Regions from separate parts of the Homo sapiens genome. Here region 1 is linked to region 2. The links are chromatin loops, found by intact Hi-C in ENCODE. Cell type or tissue: psoas muscle. All regions are shown on one strand. Each heading gives the region's core, and the rest is flanking DNA. Links, peaks and the distances in the headings are about the cores only.

Evidence for each region. Hi-C counts contacts between places; a loop is a spot of excess contacts. Peaks named below come from ENCODE experiments on the same cell type or tissue, not always from the same donor. Only the 100,000 strongest peaks of a DNase experiment are listed, where the experiment ranks them.
Region 1: a loop joins it to region 2, with 4 times the contacts of the local background. A loop is called at or near these places in 4 of 110 quality-filtered maps.

What each region holds. Positions count from the first base shown.
Region 1 is chr1:202,572,806-202,583,501 of GRCh38, forward strand. PPP1R12B (protein phosphatase 1 regulatory subunit 12B) reads left to right here. Exons shown (of 24, transcript NM_002481.4): 24 at 7,669-10,696. The coding sequence ends at 7,755. Among named protein-coding and RNA genes, the nearest start is that of SYT2, 130 kb to the right of the region's middle. In psoas muscle, for the core only: no CTCF peak of the experiment used is centred there; no DNase peak of the experiment used is centred there; H3K27ac peaks cover 5,159 bases.
Region 2 is chr1:202,713,927-202,724,622 of GRCh38, forward strand. KDM5B (lysine demethylase 5B) reads right to left here. Exons shown (of 27, transcript NM_006618.5): 27 at 10,569-10,696. Among named protein-coding and RNA genes, the nearest start is that of SYT2, 8.8 kb to the left of the region's middle. In psoas muscle, for the core only: a CTCF peak has its summit at 5,855 (motif pointing left); a DNase peak (open chromatin) is centred at 5,855.

The DNA of each region.
Region 1 (10,696 bases), core at 892-8,891, 140 kb before region 2:
CTGACCCTGCTCCTTAGCCCTGCCCTTGCCCATCCTGCGCTGGGCCCTGCCCCTTCTCCTCTCCTCCTTGCCTTGCCTTGTTTTCAATACTGCTTCCTATAGAACATTGACCAGATTGTTTCCTGCCTCTCTCCCTCATGCTGATAACTTCCAAATTCTTTCACCTTGATCTGCTTATACTCACTTGTCAGATTGAGTCACTTTCATCATTCATGTCTTTAATGTTATTCCCTGGGAGGTAAGTACCACTTCATACAATGACAATTATTTGATAATGATTATGTTGAAAGCTTTGGTCCAATGTCAACACCAAAGAAGGGTGAGAGCCAGGGACTTTCCATTGGCTTTTAAATTTGGTCCCTGCCCATTGCTTTAATCTTTTCCATATGCTGTACCATGATCTCCCTCCTCTATCCTCACCATGGCCAAGATGCTTACAGTGGGCAAGGAAGATTGCCCGGTCCTCACCCTCCAATGGCTACATGAGACAGTTTGGCTAGCCTACCTTTATTCCAAGGTGGTCATTCTTTCTCTTTGGTTAAAGAGATTCAGCAGTTTGTCTCTGCTTGTTTTTCCTTTTCACTGTTTTTCCCCTTCATGCTACCTTTCATTTTCTTGCTTCTTCACTCCCAAACAACTATAACTCCACTAATCTTTCATTTCTATCCTTCTCATCTTATAGATATGAGAGACTTTTCTCTGATACCTGGCCACCTTTTTGTAGTCATTATAACCCACAGGATTGTCCATCCTCATCTGTGAAACCCCATTTGCATAAAAAAATCATTATTCTCCTCCCAAAGAGTTGATGGTCTCAGTTTCGGGGCAGTGCAGATGACTACTTAGGAAGGACAGTAGCAGAGTCGGCAGGCCTTTGATATAATTCCAATTATTAAAGTCTTTAAATGTCTTATGGAATATGGGGTATCAGGAAGAATGTCTGTGGGCTGGTTATTCTGTTCCGCTTGCAACACTGACAGGCAGAAAGGGCTGGACTAGCACATTGGTCCAGCTAGTTTCATTATCATTGGGCTTTTATGGTTTCTCCAGCTTTTTTGCACAGCTATAATTTCCAGAGTATGAGTCTGTTTATGAACACCTTTAAGCAGCTCCCAAACTGCTTGAACTGAGACAAAGAAAGCATGATTAGCTGTGAATTTAGTGATGCATATAATCTTATAGCAGGTCAGAGACAGGTTAGCAGTTTTTGGATCCTGAAACAATCTCTCTGGACTGCAGAGGAAAACTATCAGGGTTAATGAAGCTTCCTACAAAGCAGGTTAGAGGACGATCCAGAGAGCTGACAGTTCTTTCTTATTTTGGTATGTGTAACTTTAACCTTCTAAACAGTACATGCCCCACAAAAAAAAAAAAAAAAAGCTTAAATAATAGGCCTCTCTTTTATTTTTTAAAAATAAATGAGGCCAAATGCAGTGGCCCACACCTGTAATCCCAGCACTTTGGGAGGCTAAGGCAGGAGGATTGCTTGACCTCAGGAATTTGAGACCAGCTTGGGCTACATAGCGAAATCCTGTCTCTACAAAAAATATAAAAATTATCCAGGTATGGTGGTGCATGCCTGTAGTCCCAGCTACTTTAGGAGGCTGAGGTGGGAAGATGGCTTAAGCCTGGGAGGCAGATGTTTCAGTTTTGTGCCACTGCACTCCAGCCAAGGTGACAGAGTCGGACCCTATCTCAGATAAATAAACAAAGTGAAAGAAGGGAGCTGAGTATGAGGGGAAGATTAGAGGAAGGGAGAGAGAAAGGGGCAGCAGCTAGATTTAAGAACACACCAAGTCCTCAGCTCTAATCTCAGTCATGATGAAGGGTCCCTGAAGTTATGCCTCAACCATGTTAATTTGGTTCAGAAGGCTCCAAACCACATGCTGGACTTTCATTCTCAAAAGCAATCCATATGTGCCTTTTGAGAGCCTGGCAGTTATATTCATATGGCATATTTAGATCTTAGCCAAGAATCAGACATAGCTCTCCTTCCCTGTTGCTTTTCTCCATCATCCTTCCACCTGCCACCCATTTGCTCCATGACTCCTGCCTTTCTCATTTCCTTTCTTGCATGCAAACTAAAAACAAAAACAAAAAGTCATGTGATTTCTTTGTCCTACTTTTCTCTCCTCTGGTCTGTCTTGTCTCTCTCTGTCTTTTCTGTCTGTCCTTTTCATGTCTCAATCTCTACAGAACCTCCACCAGCTAAAACAGATTCAAACCTTGAAGCAGATGAACGAGCAACTGCAGGCTGAGAACAGGGCCCTGACCCGAGTGGTGGCCAGACTCTCGGAGTCCATCGAGTCCTCGGACACCCAGGAGCTCTAGTTCTTGCCCCTACTCTCCAACTCACTTCCCTCCTCCACTACTCCAGGCAGGTTCAGTCTTCTTGTTAGTCCCAGAAGCTCTGTGCTCATCCCCTCCATCCGAGCCTCCATATGCAGGTTCCTGCAAAGCTTGGTTATCTGCAGATGGAAGCAGCCAGGACTGAGATCATAGAATGGGACATACCAGCCTAGGTCAAGGGAGGCAGTGAGAGAGACCTCAGCTGGGCTACCAATATATTCATTTGGTAAGGTCACCACATTAGCTTCTCTTCCCCTGGAGACTGAGTATGAATTTGTTCACTCAGCTACACATAGGTATACACGTGTATGTGCATATACCTGTGTACATGCACATATACATATTTCATTGACGGGGTCATTGCCAGATGGAAATTGATCTTTCTTAGCCAATAGCAACCCAAGTCCAACCCACTCCCCTGGAGCAACTGGGGTTGGGCCTTGGGTAACCAAGGGCAGGGGCTCTCAATCTTGGCTGCAAGAAACATCTAGGAGCTTTTAACGTATACCTATGGGTATATTTTAAACATATACATAGCTTTTAACATATACATATAGGGATGTCTGGGTCCATCCCCAAATAATCAGTGGTCTGGGTTGAGACCCAGGCATCAGTATTTTTTCAAACCTCTCCTATTGATTCCTTATACAACCATGGTTAAGAACCACAGCCCTTTGGATACCAGACAGTCCTCACGGCTGACAACATTACCGATGGAGAGGACTAAAACTCAAGGTTGGAACTGTTCCTGTCCAGCTCCACTACCAGCAAAAACACTCTGCATCCCATTATTCAAGCATAATTGGATAAGCATTCTTTGCCTCCTTCTGCAGTAGTCTTTGCTTTCTTCTCCCACCTTAGGAGGCATATCTCTCATTCCCGTCACAAATCTTTGGGCCCTAGGGATGTGCCCCTCCCTGTCCTTAGTGTGTGGGCTGTGAGGCAGAACACAGCCTATATAAATGAGACCCTCATGGAGCCAGGCCCTCTCTAATGAGGCCAGCTTTGCAAAGGATATGGCAGGCAGTGGAGCAGAGAGCAAGGATTTATTTTCAACTGAGAACCAAAAATGTGCTTGGCAAACTGGATCCTTTCCCTAGCTATGGATCTGAAAGACAAGCTCACAGACAACTGGTTTTTCTATCTCAAGATGGTATGATGGGGTCACCACTCCTCTGAGATGAATTTTTAATTGTCAGCAACAATCTAATTAGTCCTGACCAGAGCCTGTTCTTTCTTTCAGCCTATTTGCTTTTGCCTTCAGGGTTAGTAGCTGGCAACTAATATCCACTAGAACTGAATCACCCGAATTATCATAGGGCTGAGCTAATATCCTGCTGTAGATGCTATCATAGGCAGAAAGAAAATTGAAAGGCAAGTTCTACCATGGCCTGGCTGTAAGCAGCCACTGTTAGGTCCAGACTCCATGCTTTAAAGTTAGCCTCAAGATTCCTGGAAATTTTTACTTAGGCTAAACTAGGGACCCCCCAAAAGGTGTCCCAGTTATTTTTAGTATCCCTTTGTTGCAAGATAGTATAGGATATGGGGCAAAACTAGATCTCATGCTTTCAGTAGTTAATAACCTTAACAGTTGTCATTTATTTAAGGCCTGTGCTGAATGCTTTATATAGTTTTTCTCATTTATTCCCCAAAACAATTATTGTAAAAATGAAAAAAAAAAAACTGAGTCACAGATTAAATAACTTGCCCAAGGTCACTCCGAGAGTAAGTGGTAGAACCAAAATTCAAACCAAATATGTCAGGTTCCAGAGTGCAAACTTTTCACCACTGTAATATAAGCTGTCTGCATATTTGGCACAGTTTTCACCATTTGTTAAGCATGTGGCCCAAACAATGCAAGAAGGATCTATTGAGCAACTACACTGTGCCCCCAGCATTGCAGCTGAGGGAGGAAGGGCAGCATTCTGCTTTCTGAGCACTGTGACTTCCTTGTCAAAGCCTAACTTCTAAAGAGCCATTTACCTACCAAAAGATTTTGCTGCTGTAAAGAAAGCCATTGCCTGGTACATGACCATAGCAAGGGTTAGCAAACTGTGACCCACCACCAGTATGGCCCATAAGCCATACAAATAGTCAAAAAAGAAATCAAAAGAAGAATAATATTTTACGACATATGAACACGAACATTATATGGAATTTAAATTTCAATGTCCAAAATAAAAGTTTTATTGGAACTGAACCAAACTCATTTGTTTACATATTATTGTTATGTCTATGGGTGCTTTTGTGCTACAACAGCAGAGCTGAGGAGTAGCAACAGAGACTGTTTGACCTGCAAACCCTAAGATACTTATTGTCTGGCATTTTACAGAAAAAGCTTGCCGATTCTTGCCAGAAGGAAGGATGAGATAACTAAGCCAAACTGGCAGTGCAGTCGAGAGATTTTACTCTACCTTTTTTTTTTTTTAATAGTTCCCTGGAAAAATCATCTTATCTCAGCATGTAGAGCAAACCACTTACCAACAAAATACCAGAGGGGACTCCCTTCCCACTTTCCTTGTAGTTAAAAGCAAGACAGCTCATGCAAGACTCATCCTGAGTCCCTCTCAACCTACAGCTAGCCTTGCTCTAGGTCTCTGAAGCTTTAGGACCCCTGTAGCCCCTTCCTCTTTAACACATTCCTCAAAGACTGTAAGAAGTAACAGTTGAGAAATGTGTACTTAATTTTATTTGCCCAGGGTATCTTTAACACCAAATTGTGGTAAGCTGGGAACTTAAAAATTAAGAAACTAAGATCCAGAGAGTTAAAATGATAAAGCTTTGCTAAACTTCATACTTATATCGTACTTTCACATATGTTCTTATTTAACCATTCTTTAACTTCAAGTGGATATCAGATAACACTGTTCATTTCCCCCTCTCTCTGCTGAGATTGAACTTTGTGGGGCTTCCCCCGCCCCTTGATTTCTACATTCCACCTCTTAACACTTTTTGCCACTCCCTTTAGATGTCAATTGTAGCATGTTGCAGCTGCAAAACTGCCTTGTCCAAATTTTTTTTTCAAGGAATTGACTTCTTAATGTGGAAATAAATCACTAAAACTCTACAAGACTCTACAAGTTGTTTATACATTTTTTAAGGCAGCTTAGTTCTGATTTGATGAGCTGCTAAGCAGTGAAATGTAATCCATTGCCATATATAGCTTCTTCCTACCTATTATGGAAATGTGGCTTTCGTCTCACTTATACCCAAGCTGCAGCCCCAGCATGGGGCGTTAAAGAGCAGATTGAACACGGAAACATGAGGCCACCCTGGGTTTTTTCTAAAAATCTCATTGAAATGAGTTTCCAAGCATTCAGTCTGGTAGGCAAGGCTACAGGGATAGAGGAACGAAGGAGAGGGCAGCCAGAGCTGCTTTGATTAAATCAGAGGTAGGAGACCAGGGTCAAAGGACTGCAACTTTATTTTTATATTTTCTGGATTAAGTCTTCTTAATAAAGTTTGCAGATTATTTGCCTGCCCTCCCACAGTCATGAGAAAACTCACAGTGATTGTAGGAACACTCAGTATCGCAAAGCTCATTATGTATGTCAACACACTTCCACATCTGTTACCTCCTGTGAGCCTTGCAGAGTCCCTACCATACGAGAGAGTAGGACAGGGACTGTTGTTCTTACGAAAGTACAAAAATGGAAATGCAGAGAAGGCGAGTGATCTGCCTAAAGTAATAGATCACTAGTGACAAAGACAATGCTGGAATTTCAGTTTCTAGGCGTCAAACATTTTTGGTGTTTTGTTTTCCATCCCACGTGTAATAAAAGAATGATCTTTGGAGTCAGGCACACTGGGATTCAATATTAGCTTTGCTGGGTGCCTTGAACTAGTTATGGCACTTTTCATTTCCCCATTTGTAGAAATCGGGATAACAACTGTATCATAGTCTCATGAGGCACTAGGGAGACCCTCTAGCACAGTGCCATCCACATTATAGATATTCAGTAATTTTCTTTTTATTTCCCTGATACAAATTATTTATGTATCTGTGATTCATATTTGTGTACATACACATATATTTATATAATTTAACCTATATCTTCTCTGAGAGATCAAGGAAACAGATTATATTCCTTAAGGCACAGTTAGATCTCCTAAGTGGTTAATAGCAGAGCCAGAGCTAGAACTAAATAGGCCTCATAACACCTCAGCACAGGTCACCCTTTACTGGGGGCATTACCTGCCCCTGGGGTCCTATAGGTTGAAATGACTAGTCAAAGGACACCTGTATTGAACAGATACAGATGTAGCTTTCTGTAGCCTGCATAGTGGCGATGTACTTACCTGCTATCCTAAATCGCTCTTGCTGCCAGTGGGACCCACACATAAACTGTACCCTTATCAACATCCCATTAGGATTTTTCAGATGCACAGCGTACTTGTTGAAAGTGCCTGATCATGTAACAAAGACTTGAACTTCCAGGATGGAACTTGAGGCTATTTTTCCTTTTTTTCACAAGTTAGACAACAGTATGTGTAATGTTCCAGGATAGCAGAACTAATAAAATTGAGTTTCCACTCCCTCCCCTGCCCAACAAGCATCTATTTCTGTGAATTACAATGCCATCCCCTAAAACTGCTGATGAGGCCTCTGGGTATCCTTTGGTGACTGTCAGTGGGGAGCTTTGGGGAGGATTAAATACATGCCTAGTGTTCACTGTGCCTCACAGCTCTGTGAGTGTAAGTTTTCTGAGTTTTAATTGTTGAAAGTGGATATGTATAGTATGACCAGTGAGAATTTGGAGGATTATTCACCGAAGGCACCAAGTGGAGGATGCTTAAATCATCTTGTGCATATGGCAAGAAAGCCGAGTACTGCCTCTCTGGCCTTTGCTCTTGTTTTTGATGAGATGTGAAGCAGTATCCTCCTTTAACTCTTCTAGTTGACCACCACCCCCTTTCTGAATTCTTTCCCTATGTCCTCACCAGCCCATTTTGGCTCTCTCCCCAATTTCTTTAGGGGTGAGTTTAAGGGCAGGAGAAATTGAAAGTGGTTACTGATTCAGTAGAATGAAAGGATATACAGTGTGAAATGTGAGGTCTGCCTATGAAGAAATAAGATATTACTGCTAAATATGCCAGCTCAAAAGATGGAGTGGCTATAATCTCCCTAAAGATTAACATTACCAACTCAATAAAAAGGAAGATTGAAGGGAATTTCATCCCTGGGAGAAGGGACCATGAGAGTTTATTCCACACATTGTCTCAAAAGGCCCTGCTCACCAGGCTGGCCTGGCCTGGTCAGGGAGGGCCAAGGAGGATCCTGCCAGGCTCTAACTCACCTTTCCCTCTGTCACCCTACAGGTGTTAACAGAACTGAAATCCGACAACCAGAGGCTGAAAGATGAAAATGGTGCCCTCATCAGAGTCATCAGCAAACTGTCCAAGTAGGCTAGGCTCCAGATTTATGAGGAAAGAAAGGGACAGCATTTGCTGCCCCCACCCCTCTTTTCCAGTCCTTGCCTTCCAACCAAAAGAAATGGATGTTTTGGTGGAAGGACACTTCTTTCTATCACCCTCTTCAGTCACCTCTATACACTCTACATTTTCTCTGCACTTTCAATGCCCTGTTCTTCCAAACCCCTATCCCAAGTTTTATGACAGTTTTAATTGAAGCATGATTGTGGTAATTCGAGCCATCTGGAGAATGCTCTGGGGAGTACACCAGGCTCAGCTGTGGACCCCTCAACTTCCTGCTGCTCAGCTACTTTGTCCACATTGGATTTGGTCCAAACATGTAAGACTTCTACCCTAATCAGTATCCTTCAGCTTTTTACATTAACCCAGTGTCCTCTGATATAGGTGAGTCTTGTGGTAGCCACTCCAGGATCCTGATTGGGGTGCCAAGAGAAACAGCAGGATGTTGAATTGATCATCAGATGCCCTCTGGAATGGTTAGCATCCAAGGTGACAGTGACTGCATTGAGGCGCTCTATTCTTCTTCACCTCTCAGGAACTGACTTTTATTTTTTCTGTCAACACCCAGTAATCTCCCTAACTAGTTTTAACCCTTATTCCTCCCTCATACCTAGCCATTTCTCCAAGGCGCAAATGGCCCTGGCTTCATTTATTCCTTTCCTTTCTATCCTTTTATATTTTTCCCTTCCCCACCCCCTCACTCAATGGTATAAAAGCTAGGACAGAGCACCTGACCTCAGTTGTCTTTGGCCATTGTGGGAAGTCATTATTCTGGAGACAAGAAAATCATCACTCTGGTGCCTTGGTGGCAGCACCACTGCCTGCTCCCTGGAAGGTAGACTATGGCATAAGTGTCAGCTCATTGTTTTCGTCTCCCACTTATCTTCCCCCTTCAAAGTGATTTTCTTTATAAGAAAATTTGGGCTCTGAATACTCCATTCTGCCTCACTTCCTTGACCTTGTTTTCCTCTCTTCGCCCTGACACCTGCTTCTAATGAGAAATGAAGTCAGTGCAAGGAGGAATGAGAGGTGGGGAGGGGAGATTGTTGAGAGATGGACTAGGAAGTGGAAGCAGGCTGGAAAGACACATATGGCGAAAGTCAAGTATCTGAGGCCACTTGCAACATTGTGACAAAGAAGATGGAAGATAGCAGCCTACTGGGCTGTGAGAATAGTGGTGAATTTGATTATTTCCAGTGGTTAGATTTAGCAGAGAGATTTACTTTCTTAGAAATTAATAGGGGAAATGGCACTTAATAGAGGTTTAATGGAATGAAGTACTTTCAACCCATTGATGAGAGTCATGGAAGTTTAGAGTGGCAAGACCCAGAGGTCATTAGGTCCAGCTTTCTATTATTGTGTCACAGGGACCCCTGCTACCACAGCTTTCACCCATGGGCATGGTCAGGTAGCCTCTGGTGGCTATGCATTTATTACTCAAAAGTTGGGCAACTCTAATAACGAGAGAGTTTTTCCTCATATCAGCTGAAGTCTGCCTGTGGATTCTCCTTGTAGTCCAGATCTACTATCTGCAACTCTTTAACGGCACTTGAGATATGTGCAGTGGGTGGTCTCCCCCTCAGTCTTACTTTGAGCTGCTGTTACTCTAGTCCTTTAAGTCATTCCTCATATGGCATGCTTTTCTTACCTGTCACATCTTGGCCATCCTCCTCTAGACAAAACCAGCCTTTAAAATATCATGTCCAGGCCTGGAAAGAATACAAATCCAGTGCAAAATTAAACCATTAGTTCTTGATGATAACCTAGCATTAATACTTACAGTATTTTCTTTTTGTAGGAGTTTTATCCCTTGGTTCACTTGAGTGTGCAAGTCATTAAATCCTCATCATTTTAGGGTTGCCAGTGATATTCAGTGTTTAGAGTGGTTCATTCCCTTAATATATACTACCTCTGTCTGTTAATTCTTTCCTAACATGACATGTAGCTCTCCATGGTCCTCCCTCTGAAACACCACATGCTGTTTAAACTAGAAGCTGTAATTCAAGATCCCAATTCCACCAGGTGCAGTGGCTCATGCCTGTAATCCCAGCACTTCAGGAGGCCGAGGTGGACAGATCACGAGGTCAGGAGTTCGAGACCATCCTGGCTAACACGGTGAAACCCAATCTCTACTAAAAATACAAAAAATTAGCCAGGCGTGGTGGCAGGCGCCTGTAGTCCCAGCTACTCAGGAGGCTGAGGCAGGAGAATGGCGTGAACCCGGGAGGCGGAGCTTGCAGTGAGCCTTGATCACGCCACTGCACTCCAGCCTGGGTGACAGAGCAAGACTCCATCTCAAAAAAAATAATAATAATAAATAAATAAAAAATCCCAATTACAGAACAGGAGATATGTTTCCTCTGACAAAACCCCATTTTTAGAGTGTATAAAATTCTGTCTTTCATTTCCAACCATTTTTCAAGAGAAGCTGCTACTATCTTGAGACTTCGTATTATCATGGGAGTACTGTAAGTTCAGTTCTCAGGGAATGCTAAATTAGAGTAATAAGTTTTATATCCTTCATTCTGGGAGAGGAAATCAACATAAGGTGTTGACTAATTGATTATCCTGGAACATTTTGAATATTGGGGAAGGAAGATGATACTTCTTTCTCAAGAAAAGAAAATTGGATTATTAGGAATACATCTTGACCCTTTTCCACTCAATAGACCAGGGAAAGGGGTTACAGAGAGCCTCCTCAGATCTGTTTGTGCCTTTCAAAAGTACTGGGGGCAGATTCTCAAAACTCTTAGATTGGTGTTGCATCCCTGCCACTTCACATGACCCTTCCATGTTAAAGCTGACTTTTCTTGCCAGAAAGTTTTCCTTGTGACAAGAAATTTGCAAGCTTTTCAATCTCAGGAATACTGGATTCTATAGCCAAGAACTCATGAAAGTAAGTGTAAACTATCCT
Region 2 (10,696 bases), core at 1,062-9,061:
TAAGCCACATGATAGTAGCTACCTATTTTGCTAAGGCCCTGCTCAGTGTTTATAACCATTATACTACTTACTCTTCAATAATATATGTCTGGCCAGGTGTAGTGGCTCACGCCTGTAATCCCAGCACTTTGGGAGGCTGAAGCAAGCAGATCACCTGAGGTCAGGAGTTCGAGATCAGCCTGGCCAATATGGTGAAACCTCGTCTCTACTAGAAATACAAAAATTAGCCAGGCATGGTGACAGGCGCCTGTAATCCCAACTACTCGGGAGGCTGAGGCAGGAGAATCCTTGTGCCCGGGAGGCAGAGGCTGCAGAGAGCTGAGATTGTGCCACTGCACTCCAGCCTGGACAACAAGAGTGAAACTCCATCTCAAAAAAATAATAATAACATATTTCATTCTACAGTCAACTTTTAGATATCCCATAATATACTTTTTTTAAATTCTTTTCTTTATTTTACTTTATTTATTTATTTATTTATTTATTTATTTATTTATTTATTTTGAGATGGGGGTCTTGCTCTGTCACCCAGTTTGAAGTGCAGTGGCACAATCAGGGCTCACTGCAGCCTTGAGGCTCAAGTGATCTTCCTGCCTCAGCCTCCCTAGTAACTGGAACTACAGGTGTGCACCACCATGCCCCATTAATTTTTTAATTCTGTGTAGAGATAGGGTCTCTCTATGTTGCCCAGGCTGGTTTTGAATTCCCAGACTCAAGCGATCCTCCCGTCTCGGCCTCCTAAAGTGCTGGGATTACAAGCGTGAGCCACTGAGCCTGACCTCAGAATGCTTTCAATACAGAAGACATGAACTGATCAGATGTGGGGAAAGAAATCAAACATAAGCAAAATAAAGATAAATATAACTATCATATATCATATAATCTACATGATATCTTAGGTTTTAATAAAAAAGAAAAACCCTAGTCTTCCAACCGGCAGTGAAGGCCAACTCTTCGAAAAAGCTGATTAAGTGGACTATAATTATTTCTTCTCTATGCAATGAACAAAATAAAAACAAATAACTCTGAGCTCAGATAAAATGTTTAAATACAACAGAATGGGGCAGACAGAGGACTACTGGATCTATAACATTATACTCCTAGAGGGGAAGCTTTTTAAAGTTTTCAAGACCATATCTGGCATGTGGAAGAAAGTCACTAGGATGCAAATAATAATCACAGAATTTTATCAGATCCCAGGAACTAAAGAATGTCATGAGGACCTTGTCTTTTCATATAGTAACAATGATTGTTTTTCCTTCTCAAAGGAAATATCAACCTACAACACCAGAGCAGACCCTTCTTCCTTCTGCAATGAAGTACCAGTCACAGTTTTATGTCCCAGGTAAGTTTCGCTGAGCCTCAGTTTTCCCCCTCTCATAGAAGAGAAGGTTCTTCTGAGGTGCTCACCTTCCGGAATGTGAAGAGCAAATGGCTCAGACTACTAATCACACAAGGGCAGGATGTCTCTTCTTACCAGAAGGCAACTGTAGGCTTTGAAGCTACCCATCATGGGGGAGATGAAAAGCAAGTCAGTTGAAACATTTTCTGAATAATTAACCCTGGTGCTTTAATATCCGTGTGTCCATTAAAACTCTCCATAAATTGGAGTTGTATCTCAGAACTGCCCTTGGGATGTGCCCTAGCTGTGGAAGGCAAGCACCAAAGCACAAGAAGCCACAGCAGAGACATGTGGGAAAGAAGCTCTAGGACTGATACGGTCCTTTCTTCAGTATCCCAAGTCCATCTGCCACTCTTCTCTGTAGCTCAGGAGCAAATCTGGAACAAGTCTCTTAAGCTTCGTATTTGTCCACGTACCCATCACCTATCCAGTCAATAACATTTACCACGGCCGGGTGCGGTGGCTCACGCCTGTAATCCCAGCACTTTGAGAGGCCGAGGTAGGAGGACCAGCTGAGGTAAGGAGTTAAAGACCAGCCTGACCAACACGGTGAAACCCTGTCTCTACTAAAAATACAAAAATTAGCTGGGCGTGGTGGCAAGCGCCTGTAATCCCAGCTACTTGAGAGGCCGAGGAAGGAGAATCTCTTGAATCTGGGAGGTGGATATTGCAGTGAGCCGAGATTGCACCACATCCTGGGTGACAAGAGCAAAACTCGGTCTCAAAAAAGAAAAAGAAAACAAACAAACAAACAAACAAAAACACCCGGAAAAAAGCAATTGCCTAGAGTGCAGATAATACCACCACCCAGGGTATTATCTGTCAGGAGCCCTGCAGGGAGCGGGCAACGTGGAGGGGAACACTTAAATACTTCAAGGATTTCACAGCCTCCTTGATGCAGGGAGTGAGAAACATGTACCAAAAGAAAAGTATAAGATGCTGTGGGAACCAGAGAGAGAGCCACTAACTCAACCTGGTAGGAAGTCAAGAAATAACGGCAGGCTTCCCTGATGAAATAACCTTTCAGCTACCACCAGAGGAAAGACTGGTTTTCTAGGTAGGCAATGAAGAGAATGGCATCCCAGGCAAAGACAGCAGTAGTGGATAAAAGTATACAGTGCACTCATTGAAGAGCTTAAGCACTGGAGTCAGAAAGCTATGTGACTACTCTAACGCCTCAGTTTCCTTATTTGTTAAATGAAGACTTCACCACCTACTTTGAGGGATTGTTGTGAAAATTAAATAGTATAATGGTTCTAAACAGCAAGCAGGGCCTTAACAAAATAGGTAGCTTCTATTATGTGGCTTAGGGAAATGTAAATAGCTCAGTGGAGCTAGAGTATAGGGTAGGTTTGGGGAGGAGGGAAAGATCAGAGGCAAAGGCAAGCTCATGACAGATTCTGTAGACCAACTGTTTGGATTTTCTTCAGAAGGTAATGGAAACCATTGAAGGAATCTAAGCATAATCCATTTTATGCTTTTAGAAAAACCACTCACAGCTGGAGTTGGGTTAGAGGGCCTGTAAGTTCCCTTCCTTTGCTGACTTCTGAAAGGAGGCTGCATACTACATACTGCCGTGCTCACCACTTTGGATTCTGGAGACAGACTTCCTGAGTTCCAATCTCGGCTCACCTCTCAGAGGCCATGAGTTAGTGACTTCATTTCATAGCAGCATGGTGAGAGTCAGCTTAGGTTATCTGATATCTAGGACAGTACCTGATGCTCAGTCAGTGCTCAGTGCGTATTGAGTATTACAGTAACTGTTATTATTTCTGGCTCCAGAAGACCAGCAAGCCTAATGATGATTCTCTACATTGTTTGCTCCAGAGAGGTTGAGTGACTTTCCCAAGGAAGCCCAGTGAGTCTAGAAGCCATGGGATAGCTGCCTACCTCCTCATACTGTCTAGGGCCTGGCTGGAGAAAAGTTCAAAAAGGAGGATTGAACACCCTTTGTTAGATCCTGTTCCTACCACCCTAACCCCTGGCCACAGAACATTGATTGCACATGGTCTCATTTCTAGACTCAAGATAGCTGTGTGTGTGTTCGTGTGTGCACGCACATGTGCACACATGCTAAGACCTACAAGCAAAACATGTTTATTGGTCTTTTTAATTATTTATTTTTGAGATGGAGTCTTGCTCTATTGCCTAGGCTGGAGTGCAGTAGTGCGATCTTGGCTCACTGCAACCTCCTCCTCCTGGGTTCAAGCAATTCTCCTGCCTCAGCCTCCCAAGTAGCTGGGATTACAGGCGCCCACCACCATGCCTGGCTAATTTTTGTATTTTCAGTAAAGACAGGGTTTCACCATGTTGGTCATGCTGGTCTCGAACTCCTGACCTCAGGTGATCCACCTGCCTCATCCTCCCAAAGTACTGGGATTACAGGCGTGAGCCACTGTGCCCGGCATTGTTGGGTCTTTTTTCTGGGTTTTGGAGCACTGTCTAGGAGCTTCTGCCCGAAAACGTTCTGCTATCCCAAGGGCAACTTACCTTGGGTCCAACCAGCCTAATGCCGTGGTTTCCTTTCCCTAGTCAGGCCAGGCACCTTAAGAGTTTCCACACATTTGCTTATGCAGTTCCCCATCACTAAGGTCTTCTTGTATGGATTTGCTTTGGTTGCCAGGAATGCAATATACCTAGCCTCAGTCCCAACTGAGGTGGCTTTGCTGATGGTGGGTGGAGGAGTTGAGAGCTGAGTACCATGGTAGAGCTGCCATCCACACCCCAGCAGGCCCCTGAGGGCAGGGTCCCTGCCTACAGACCTGAGTGTCTGCCCTCTGGGGCAGCAGGTACCGTAGCCTTAAAGAGGCAGCTGAAATGCATTTGTGACTTCAGTGAATTACCCAAACCAGTTTAGGAAAAAAAGAATGTTCACTCAGTTCTCTAAAAGAAGGCTTATATAAGCCTCACTCAACTACCGGTGGGAGAAAAACCACAGCCTTTAAGGGCATCCATCAGCAGCTATGTTGGGGAGTCGTTAGGAATGGTTTACTGCTTTGTGGAACCACACATCTGAGAGGCGGCTCAAGAGTACTCAGCGGCCTTCCATCTTGTTTATAGGGCTCAGCCTCAGGAGCCAGACTGTCTGGGTGCATCCTGGCTGTCTATGTACCAGCTGAATGGCCTTCAGTCTTAACCTCGCTGAAGCCCAATTTCCTCATCTGTAAAATGGGCATGATAGTATCAATCTCATTGGGATGTTGTGAAGATTAAATGAGTTAATATATGCAAGGGATCCAGAGCCTGGAACGTACTAAGTGCTGTGTTAGCTTTTATTATTTCTCACCATGAAGTGTGCTAATGTGAAATGCCTTCTTCCTCAGCTTGCCCTAGATGTACATCTTGTTCTGGCTACACAGAAGTCACTGAAGGTACAGAGCACAGACTCCTGGGACCTCTTCCCTAGTTCTTCTCCATTCACACAAAGAGTTGCCTCAGTATTCAAGGGAACCACTGAGCCAAAGCCTGTCCCTAGTCAGAGAACCATTACTGGAACAATTTGCAGCCAATGCCCCTGACTTACCTTAGGTGGTGCTTTAGGGAGCTGCAGTCAAACCAAACTTATGAGGGGAGGGGCAGATAAGGACAGAGTACCCCTGGGGACCTTGTAAACCAGTCTTATTTTAAACATGCCAAGGCTCCATCTTCGGCAAAGCCACATGGCCAGTTTGGCAATAACCTTATTTCAAGTGTCAACTCAAATCAAATTTTCACCTTTCCTAAGCCTTGCTCTTTCTTCTCTAGCTCCATCACAATGTGCACGCACACTGGAACAAGAAACTTGAAACATTATTTTACATAGTTTCCTTCTATATTAAATTTCAAGCTCCTTGGGTATAGTGCAGTGTCCCCGTTCTATACAAATCTACAAAGCCTAGTAGGTGGTTAGTATGCTAGGCACATAACTGGGATCATCACTGGCTTAGGGATTGGCTCCACCTCAGGTAGAATGAGAATCCAAAGCCTGATCTTCAGTCTTAGGTCTACAGCCCAGTCCAGCCTGGGCAATAGCAAGACTCCATCACTAAAAAGATAAAAATTAGACTGGGCATGGTGGCTCACACCTGTAATCCCAGGACTTTTGGAGGCTGAGGCAAGAGGATAGCTTGAGCCCAAGAGTTAAAGACCAGCCTGGGCAACATAGTGAGACCTTATCTCTATTTTTAAAAAAACAGAAAAAAAGAGTAAAAACTAAAAAAAAAAAAAAAAAACATTAAATCTCCAACCTAATCTTCCAAACAGCAAGCAGGTTAGATATACACAATGAACTGAAGAATTTTGTGAGGGGCAAAACATTGCAGAAGATTAGATCCTGATGTCTAACTTCAGGGCAGGTCACAGACCAGAAACGGAATGGAGAGTGGCCTTAGGTATTCAAGTCTTTCCACCACCGCTTTCCCTCCCGTGGAACTAGGAGGGGAAGCAGCTCAATCCTGGTCCTCTGCTGCCCTCTTCTGTTGCTTATTAGAAGCTCCTCCTGGCTTGTCCCGAAGGGCCTGGAAAACAGCCACTTCCTCTCCAACATCCCATCCCACCTGCCCCACCCTATGGTTTCAGTATATTAGGGGATTGATATTACAAGCAAGAAAGATAACTGTGATTGCCATTAGTTCAGACTGGGCTACTAATTTGTCTTCCTGAGCAAAAAAGCAGTAGACTTGGGCACAGCCTTCCTTTTTTTTTTTTTCCTTTTTGAGATGGAGTCTAGCTCTGTTACCCAGGCTGGAGAGCAGTGGTACGATCTCGGCTCACTGAAACCTCTGCCTCCTGGGTTCATGCCATTCTCCTGCCTCAGCCTCCCGAGTAGCTGGGACTACAGGCGCATGGCATCATGCCTAGCTAATTTTTGTACTTTTAGTAGAGACGAAGTTTCAACATGTTGGCCAGGCTGGTCTCGAACTCCTGACCTCGTGATCTGCCCGCCTCAGCCTCCCAAAGTGCTGGGATTACAGGCGTGAGCCACCGCGCCCGGCCAGCCTTCCTTTTAAGAACGCTGGAGTTGCCCCCACATCCAAGGATCTGGCAGATATGGAGCATGCTCCTTATTTTGAACTCTAAAGCTAACAAGTTATCCTATAGAGGCAGATCTTTTTTTTAAGCTTACAAGTGAGGGCACAATTTTGCATCAAAATTCCAGCCTTCCACCCTCACCCACAGGGAAATATTACCTCATGTGTTACAAGGATTAAATAACATATGTAAAGCCCTAATAAGACTGGGCGCAGTGGCTCACGCCTGTAATCCCAGCACTTTTGGAGGCTGAAGGGGGCAGATCACTTGAGGCCAGGAGTTGGCCAGGAGTTCAAGATCAGCCTGACCAACATGGTGCAATCCCATCTCTACTAAAAATACAAAAATTAGCCAGCATGGAGGCACAGGCCTGTAATTCCAGCTACTTGGGAGGCTGAGGCGTAAGAATCGCTGGAACCCAGGAGGTGGAGGTTACAGTAAGCAGAGATCTCGCCACTGCATTCCAGCTGGGGCGACAGAGTGAGACTCTGTCTCAATTAAAAAAAAAAAAGCCATAAGAACAATATCTGGTAGTTAGTGCTATAGAAGTGTTTTGTTTTTGTTTTTGTTTTTGTTGTTTTTGAGATGGAGTCTCACACTCTCGCCCACGCTGGAGTGCAGTGGCACCATCTCGGCTCACTGCAAGCTCTGCCTCCCAAGTTCATGCCATTCTCCTGCCTCAGCCTCCCCAGTAGCTGGGACTACAGGCACCCGTCACCACGCCCGGCTAAATTTTTGTATTTTTAGTAGAGACGGGGTTTCACTGTGTTAGCCAGGATGGTCTTGATCTCCTGACCTTGTGATCTGCCTGCCTCGGCTTCCCAAAGTGCTGGGATTACAGGCATGAGCCACCGCGCCCGGTGCGTCTTTTTTTTTTTTTTTTTTTTGAGATAGAGTTTTGCTCTTGTTGCCCAGGCTGGAGTGCAATGGCACGATCTCGGCTCACTGCAACCTCTGCCTCCCAGGTTCAAGTGATTCTCCTGCCTCAGCCTCCCTAGTAACTGGGATTACAGGCATGTGCCACCACGCCCGGCTAATTTTGTATTTTTAGTAGAGACGGGGTTTCTCCATGTTGGTCAGGCTGGTCTCGAACTCCCGACCTCAGGTGATCCACCCACCTCAGCCTCCCAAAGTGCTGGGATTACAGGCATGAGCCACCGCGCCCGGTGTTTTGTCTTTTAAACTCATAGATGTGATAGAGGTCATAGTATTAAAAGGACATGGGATTGGAGTCTGGCTCAGCTACTGGCCACAAGCCTTATGCAACTTCTGCCCATATCCCAGTTTAAGTCACACCTCCTCCACAACTGATTCCTCGGTGCTCAGTCTATAGGCCATCTAGCAAAGGAGATAATGATACCTTCCTATGTCCGCTTCCCTGAGGACCTCATCATTCTGGACTCATAAAAAGCCTTCAGTAATAATACATGCCAATTCTGTCCTCCACCCTTGTCCAGTGAAGGTGGCTCTGGGGTAAGGAATTAACAGTGAAGTTTCCGATCAGCACACTTTGGCCCTCTGTCCAGGGCCGCCTTTCCTTGTGGTCATCACTTAAATTGTAATGCCTATACCAAGAGCACCTCGACTCTTCCCATTTTCCCTTTGATCTATACATAAACCTATCCCATGACCAAAGTTTAGAGGAGGAGGTATGCAAAGACCCAAAGGTTTTCTCCGCTATTAAGGGCTGGCGACTTACAACCCCTAATAATCTTAACTGAAGATTAGTACCTAAACTCAGTGTCATGTTTTTCCCTCCTTCTGACCAATAGGACCAGCCATCAATATGGCAAGAGGATACATGGCCCTTATGGAAACCGAATGGTGCTATCTGGTGGCCAAGCTGAAGTGGCAGCCAGAGTTGCCCTAAGTTTAGCCGTGGCTCAAAGGACACATACTGAATGAAATCAATGGGAACGATGTTGAGGTAAGTGCTTGCATATTCAGTCACACTGCCTTATTCTCTCTTCTAACTCCCCTCTGCTTAACTGGACATTCTTTTCCTTGATTCAGTAAGACCTGCTTTAGTTGTTCACTCTTGCTCCTTGAAGGGTTTGAGTGGAGTGTGAGGTGGTATGGAAATGAAGAGGGCACAGAAACAGGCTGTGGGCACTCATGTCCACCATGTCCTCTGCTAATCTCCTAAGGCATGCCAAAGTCCAGAAGCCTGTGCCCAGGATCTGCCTCTTGTGAAATTGCCTAATGTACAGAGGTATCTGTGAAACACACCATGTTAAGGACCATGGGTTCTTGGTCTCAAGAGGGAAAAGGAAACTAATCATTGAGGCATTTTGGTCATTTGAGGGTGGCCACTTCAAGGCTAAACATGGCTGCTAGATTTCAAGACATCTCTAAAAAATAAAAGTACTCCACAAACAGGGCTATAAAAAAAAATAAGTGATCTATCAGTGACTGGAGGTTAAACCCTAAGTCACATTTGCCCACTCTATTCCCTGCTGGCTGGAAGTAAGAGGAAATGTGGGGACAGCAACAGAGATGAAGCAGGTTCACCAATTCCAGGACCAATATTCTTAGTTCTTTGAGACATGTAGAATGTCCTGGACAAGGAACTAGCAAAGCAACCAGACCAAGAGCTCCTCCTTACAATAAGGCTAAGGCCCAGATCAGGGATAAGGCCCGCATATTATTCCAAAGCCCACCTCTCCTAAGGACGGGCTTAGTGAAGTGTTGCTTCATCTATTTAGTTTCCATGCCTGTGACATAGTAACAGTGACTATGATGGGTTAAAAGCATTAAAAGAACAAAATTCCAAGTGTGCTATAACTGGCCAGTGGATTAGGATGGCTTCAGAAGCTATGGAGCATCTTAAACACCAGGCTTCTCCTAGGAGCTTAGAAAGTCTTGCAAGAGGCCAGGTGCAGTGGCTCACTCCTGTAATCCCAGCACTTTGCGAGGCCGAGCCAAGCAGATCACTTGTGGTCAGGAGCTCGAAACCAGCCTGGCCAACACGGTGAGACCCTGTTTCTACTAAAAGTACAAAAATTAGCTGGGCATGGTGGTGGGCACCTGTAATCCCAACTACTTGGGAGTCTGAGGCAGGAGAATCACTTGAACCCAGGAGGCAGAAGTCGCAGTGAGCCGAGATTGCGCCACTGCACTCCAGCCTCGGTGACAGAGTGAGACCTCATCTCAAAAAAAAAAAAAAAAAAAAAGAAGAAAGTCTTGCAAGAGGCAGACCAAGTGATTTAAAAACAGACACTCTCTTGCATGTAATGCCAGCACTTTGGGAGGCCAATGCAGGATGATCCCCCAATGAGCACAGGAGTTTGAGACCGGCCTGGACAACATAGTGAGACCCCATCTCTACAAAAAAACTTTTTTAAAAATTAGCCAGGCTTGGTGGCCCACACCTGTAGTCCCAGCTACCTGGAAGGCTGAGGTGGGAGGACCGCTTGAAGCACGGGAGGTGGAAGCTGCATTGAGCTATGATCACGCCACTGTACTCCAAACTATGTGAAAGAGCAAGACCTTGTCTCAAAAAAACAAAAACAAAACCAAAAACCACACACACACACACACACACAACCAGATACTAATACACTCTTAAGCAACTTCGACCAACCTATGCTCTCCCTCTACATTCCTTCTGTAAAATATACTCGTGGTCTCGGCCTGCCGAGCACCTGTGGCCTGCTCTCACCAAGTAGTATTTGTTCCTAATCATATACTAGGTCAAATTGTTATAGTAACTATGTTTTGACTATTACATAAACCAATGAAATGAGTGTGTAAAGAGTTTTTATAAAAACCAGATTGAGTTAGTTGTAAAACTGTCTATTTAGGTGGGTAAAATTCTTACAAAAGATTGGAGAAAATGATAAGTATTTAGAATTCTAAAATCAAATTCCTAGGCCAGGTGTGGTGGCTCATGTTGGGAGGCTGAGGCGGGTGGATCGCTTGAGGTCAGGAGTTCGAAATCAGCCTAGCCAACATGGTGAAACCCTGTCTGTACTAAAAATACAAAATTAGCCGAGTGTGGTGGTACATGCCTGTAATCCCAGCTACTTGGGAGGCTGAGGCAGGAGAATCATTTGAACCTGGGAGGTGGAGGTTGCAGTGAGTCGAGATTGTGCCATTGCACCACAGCTTGGACAACAAGAGTGAAACACTGTCTCAAAAAAAAAAATCAAATTTCTTTTGTTGTTCAAATTCTTTATGCATTTTAAAGAAGCTCAATCAAGCTCACATCATAGATAATGCATTATGGCTATTATGAATGAAGGCCCTCATCCCCAAACTAATTTTTCTCAATTTTAGTGTTTA